2 separate regions of the Mus musculus genome follow, and region 2 is linked to region 1. Evidence: chromatin loops called from intact Hi-C (ENCODE). Cell type or tissue: heart. All regions are shown on one strand. Each heading gives the region's core, and the rest is flanking DNA. Links, peaks and the distances in the headings are about the cores only.

Region 1 (2,911 bases), core at 226-2,725:
TTACCTCATAGATAAAATGTTTACACAAAAGAGGAGTTACAGAAGGATGTCCATATTAAGTTCAAAGCAGTGCTTCATTCTATAAACTCGTTATTTCAACACCACAGTTTCCCATGGCCTCACTCTATTATAGTGCAGACTTGTGGCTTCATCCTTGGACCTGACCTAGAATGAATGCTTTTCCTTGGTCATAAATCTGACCCAAGCCCATTTCTCTTTTTAGTGTAATTGTGGAAGTGCAATGTATTTTTTATCATGCAGCCTTTACTTACTATTCTCTGAGGAGTGAGCACATTCTATTCTTGATTCTAACTTTACTATATCTTTCTGGCAAAACAACTAGAACCATCTCCTAAAACTTTCTTCCTAAAATTATTTGAATCAAATCAGAAATTCTATAGCCTCATTAATCCATCTAAACAGCATTAATTCATGAAAGTTCACCTTCATGTTGATCTGAAGGAATTTTGCCCAATAGGGTAGGCTGATGCCCAGGAATCATTAGGCTATGCAATATTGACAAGAAAAGGCATACCACTAGCATGAAGCAATCCTGGGATAAATATCTCTGAAGGCCCTTGCAATTTAGAGCTTACCCATCATAGCTATACAAAGTGGTATATCTCCAGAAAACTTAGCCTTTCCTTGATGGCTCCTGACAGGAAGCCAGGACAAGAACTCAAGGCAGGAACCTAGAGGTAGAACCCGAAGCAGAGCTCACAGAGGAATGCTGCTTCCTGGCTTGCTTAACTACCTCTCTTATAGAGTCCAAACCCACCTGCTAGGGACAGCACTGCCTATAGTGGAATGGGTCCTCCTCTATCAATTAGCAATCAAGAAAATGCCCCACAGAGATGCCCATGGGCCAGTCTGATTGAGGCGATTCCTTTTTCCCAGTTAAAGTTCCTTCTTCCCAGAAGTGACAATGAAGAACAGCCATGAAAATGTCATTATAAAGTGACCTGTGAGAGTTAGATGCTTCCTCCCACTATCTAAGGAGAGAGTGCAAAAGCACATGAAGTAGGAAGTAGCCCTCACTTGTCCTGAGTCAGCCAGCATCTACATCTTCGTTTTCTAAGCTTCCAAAACTGTAAGAAGTAAAGCTCTGAATGCAAGTCATGCAATTATGTACATGAAGGCAAAGCACATACACATAAAATGAGATAAATAAAATCTGTAAAGGGGCTGGAGAGTTAAGAGTTAAGAGTCCGAGAAACTGAGTTTAGCTCCCAACACCCACATGGAGTGATTTACAAACATCTATAACTGTAGCTCCACGGGATCCAATGCCTCTGGACTTCATGTGCACCTACATAATCTCTCTCTCTCATCATACACACTATTTTTTAATGGAAAAATATAATTTGCTATTGCTTATTATAACCTGAATAGCGTGTGGTACTTTGTTAGAATAGCTTGACAATATTATAAGAATACATACTAAAAAAAAAAAAAAAAAAAATACATACTGTGTGAACCCTGAGGAAAATCTAGCGGAAGCTTCGGTTGCAAATGTCCGGTCCGCCAAGGGCCCTCGGCCTTCATTTGTTGGTTCTGGACTCCCTCTAGTGGTGCACACGTTTGTTGCTTTAAATAGTGCTCATAAAATTGCCAAATTTGGAGTCCTGTAACCAACAAAAGGACCACAGAACTGTTATTATGTTTTTCTTTTCAAGGTTTTCTTTTTCTTTCTTTCTTTCTTTCTTTCTTTCTTTCTTTCTTTCTTTCTTTCTTTCTTTCTTTCTTTCTTTCTTTCTTTCTTTCTTTCTTTCTTTCTTTCTTTCTCTCTCTCTCTCTCTCTCTCTCTCTCTCTCTCTCTCTCTCTTTCTTTCTTTCTTTCTTTCTTTCTTTCGATACCTTTCTCCATTCTGTAGTTTAGGCTTGCCTAGACCTCACTAAGTAGCCCAGGTAGAACTATAAATTGTTCTAATCCTTATTTAGTCTCCCAAATGTTGTGATATAGGTATGAACCATCACAGCAAGCTTAGAATGGTTTCCTGCAAGATTGTAAGTATGATGAATTCAGATGTATGGATGACTGAAACAATACAATGAAAATGGTCTGACTCAGAGGAGCAGGATGGGTTAAGGCTGCCTGGGAAAGATAATCTATAGTTTTACTGAGAATGTGTGAATGAGTTGAGGGCCCAGAAACACAATCCCTTCCTGATATTTGTGACACAAGGAGGGGAGTGGCTGTTTTAGTGGGGATGCTGTATATTTCTTGGCCAAGGTCAGAGAACTTTATAGTTTGGCCCTGAACGGGATCAGCCTCTTTATGCAACACGAAAAAACATGTACTGTCCTCCACACCATATCCCCACTAACTTAGCCTCTACCCCTGTTTTAAATCAGTGCTGAAATCTGAAAGGTTAAGTTCACTCTAATTGCCTCAGTGGGCATCAGTTATGACTCTCAGCTGTACCTTTCATGCGACCATGGTCAAAATATGCAGAGAAAAACCTCTTAAGATCACCCTATTAAACTTCCGTTTCCTGGTCAGTTCTTTACCACAGCTATCCACACGCACGCTAGCTTTCACACACATCCCTTTACATATTGAAGATGGTTATTATGTCTTATTATTAATGTCTTCTTTCCCATTTCTAGACGCTCCAAGTCTTTGGAACGAGGATAAAAGATCTTTCATAAGATGCGAGTATCATGATTAATTTGGCGGGTATTTTATTTACACCTTGTTTATATCTGTAAGCACGTTACACCTTGTCAGCAGTTTGGGTTTTCTTTTTTTCCTTAAGAAATCTTTTTACTTCACAAAATGAAAACTCTTATGGCCTAATGGAGCAGCCGTATGTCTGTCAGATGCCAGCGGAGACCTTTTCATTGAGGCTCTTGGACCGACTACCGGGCGTCTGATGTTTATGGAGAGCCAGGCTTTTCTCACTTTCCC
Region 2 (2,911 bases), core at 315-2,814, 73 kb after region 1:
GAAAACATCTGAAAAAGTAACTCTTCCTCAGCGTTCGCCATTCACAGACTTGTTCTGCTCATCAATCTCTCAACGAGTCAGGATAACAACTACTTAAATACAGCATCAAATTTGTATTTTGTAGTCAAAATGATTTCCAAAGGCTTTAAAGTACAGAAGGACATATATGTAGGTTATATGCAAATAACTGCTTCGCTTTACGTAAGGGATCTTTACATAAGGCGTCACTGGATGAGGCAACCTGAGATTCAGGTTCTAGAGAGGACTCCTGGAAGCAACCCACCTTGGATATCAAAGGACGACTATAAACTAATGCGACAGTAAAAATAAGGTCTAAAGCAAGAACCTTAGAGTGAGAAATTATCTGAAATCAGTTAAAAAAGGAGAAAAAAAAAAACCCTAGCTTCTGCAGCTGCCGGGGAGACCTCTAGCAAACTGTAGATACTCCTTTTAATAATGAACTTTTAATTAGTTGGCTGTATAGAGTTTTGTAAAGCCCTTGGCTATAAGCTCAAAAGGAAGCGGCATAAATAAGCATCAAATAACCAAAATGTAGACAGAGAGGAAAGTCTGGTACTGTGGATGGCTCTCTCTTTTCCCAATAAGATTCCTCATAATCTAATCCCTTCAGAACTTCTGTGTGAGAAAACAGAATGGTGTTCAGTAACATCCCTTAGTACTATAAAATTCTGATTCTAATCCATGTCAGAATTATTTTAGACGTTGAAAGATAAACCTGGCATTTTATCAGAATCTGTAAAAGGAGAAGTTACATGATATACAGTCAAGATAACACCCTAAACCCTACAGTAAAAGGCACTGTTTATGGGAGTTACAAGATATACCTGCAAGCTCTCAGTGGGCGCTCACGGGAACCGCACTTTGGAATCCCGTGTCCCTTTCCTATGGACCCACGAAAGTCTAGATACTCAGCAAACTTCCTGAAAACAAAGTTTCCACCTCAACTCCGGCGTAGCTAACAGCTGGACAAAGTCAAAGGCAAGCGAGTCGGCGACACAACTCACCTACAAGCTCTCCGATCATGAAAAGCAAGTAGAGGACGGCAGCGATGGTCAGCCTGGTCTTCACCTTCCTCTGCTTCAGCAACTCGCGTCGCTTGCTGCAGTTGTCACAGGGGTCCATTTTCAAACTCAGCTGACTGTTGGTTAAAGGTAAGTCCTGGTCCAATAAGGAGTCATCGTCGGCCTGGAGGGCCGGGTGCGCCCCGTTCACAGGCCTTTCCGGGGCTTCCGAGTCATCGTCGGCCACCACGACTCGAAGTTTATTAAAGCGCGAAAGCCCCTCGTCGCTCACCTCGTCCGAGAAGTCGAAGGCGCTGGTGTCATTTAAGAACAGCGGCGTGTCGTCTTTCCTCAGCAGGGATTTGAGGCGCTTCCACGCGCCGGGGCCGGCCATGGCAGCGGAGGGGCGGCCGGCGACTCCGCCTTCACCGGCGCTCGGGCTCCTCAGGGCAGCGCGGCGCGTCCCTGCCCATCGTGAGGAGAACGAGACCCCGCTCCTGTCGCCGCGCCCCGGCCGCGCGCCAGCTCCGGACTCGGCGGTGCTCGGCTACCTGCGGGCCGACGCCGCCGCGCATCCCCGCCCGGAGCTCGCGCTACTGCGACCCGGGCCAGGGACCGAGGCCGAGCCCCAGCCACTGCACCCGCCCGCCCCGTGCCGCTGGGAGGCCGGCCGCGGGGTCTGACAGGCCCGGCCTCCTCCGGCCCCTGAACGAGGCGGCGCGTGCGCCCGCGAGGCGCGAGGGGAGGGGTCGGCGCGGGCACGCAGGCCGCCGCTTGGGGGCGCGCCGAGGGGGCGTGGTCGCGCGTCGCCCCCTGCCCCCGCCCTCCCGGCCCCGCCTCTCGGGCTCTGAGGTCTTGTGCGCTCTGAGCCCCCGGGTGTGCCGCGGGAAGGTCCCCCCGGAGCTGGGTGTCACTGCTCTGAATTCCCTCCACTGGAGATGGGTCTCGGGAATCTCAGGTCCGATCTTGGTTATGGATGGTCCGTGGAAAATGTCCTTTAGTGCTTTCTTACCAAGTGGGAATCCTGGTAGCTTTTCTTCTACCCAATCGGCAAAAAATTGCCGATTATCTTGGTCAAAAGGCTAGGACAAGACTAGGATGGTCAGTAGTTCTATGGCTTGCTTTAAAGTTTCCTGTTTCTCAGCAAATATGTGTCTTCCTTCTGTGTTCACTGCTACGCTCCTTGGGCACAATTGTGTGAGCTTACTTTCCCTATGTTTCATCACATTCTCAAATGTCCTCAAGAAGCAAGATTAAAGGCAACACTGTTGGTAGAATTCATTTTAAAGTGTAAATCCTTGGCTTCCACCTTTCTTTCCTTTTGAGATCCTTAGGATCTAATCCAGGGGCTCATGCAAGTTAGACACGGGGCTACACCTGCATCTTGCCTGTGGTGTCCTGCAAGCTCCTACTTCCCCAGGGTTTACAAAGACAATATTTTAAAAAGTTTTTATATCTTACCAAAATTTCAGGTCACAAAAATACAATGAAAAAAATCACACGAGGCAATTTTAACGATTCTGTTGACACCTTAGAATCCGGTGCGAAAAGAAAGCCCTGGCTACTTCTGTATTCCAGAGTGATCCCTCAGTCCTAAGTTTTCCCCCAGAGCTGCAGTCATGAAAGCAAATTAGACCCTCCATGGTCCCGAGATCAGGAAGGGAAGGCTATTGCCTAGAATTTCATCAATCAGGACACGATGGTAATAGCCAAAGGGAGACAGCTTACGAGCCATTACATTCCTCGGCTCCAAATATCTTAGGAGTAGATTGTTCTGTTGTTTTTAATGTCCCATTTAACTGCCTACAATGTTTCAGGAGTGTCATCGGAGTCTCTTAAATGCAGCCTCAAGGTAGGAGGGATGTGAATGTTTCAAGAATAGTTGAAAT

What was found. Peaks named below come from ENCODE experiments on the same cell type or tissue, not always from the same donor. Only the 100,000 strongest peaks of a DNase experiment are listed, where the experiment ranks them.
Region 2: it touches region 1 in a loop (5-fold over the local background); 2 of 42 quality-filtered maps call a loop at or near these places.

What each region holds. Positions count from the first base shown.
Region 1 is chr2:122,627,659-122,630,569 of GRCm38, forward strand. No RefSeq gene overlaps it. Among named protein-coding and RNA genes, the nearest start is that of Spata5l1, 1.5 kb to the right of the region's middle. In heart, for the core only: a CTCF peak has its summit at 1,568 (motif pointing left); a DNase peak (open chromatin) is centred at 1,543; H3K4me3 peaks cover 316 bases; H3K27ac peaks cover 405 bases.
Region 2 is chr2:122,701,005-122,703,915 of GRCm38, forward strand. It overlaps Slc30a4 (solute carrier family 30 (zinc transporter), member 4), which reads right to left and starts at 1,659. Exons shown (of 7, transcript NM_011774.3): 1 at 1,026-1,659. The coding sequence starts at 1,416. It overlaps 4930417H01Rik (a long non-coding RNA gene), which reads left to right and starts at 1,635. Exons shown (of 5, transcript XR_866691.3): 1 at 1,635-1,980. In heart, for the core only: a CTCF peak has its summit at 1,805; a DNase peak (open chromatin) is centred at 1,717; H3K4me3 peaks cover 2,130 bases; H3K27ac peaks cover 1,380 bases.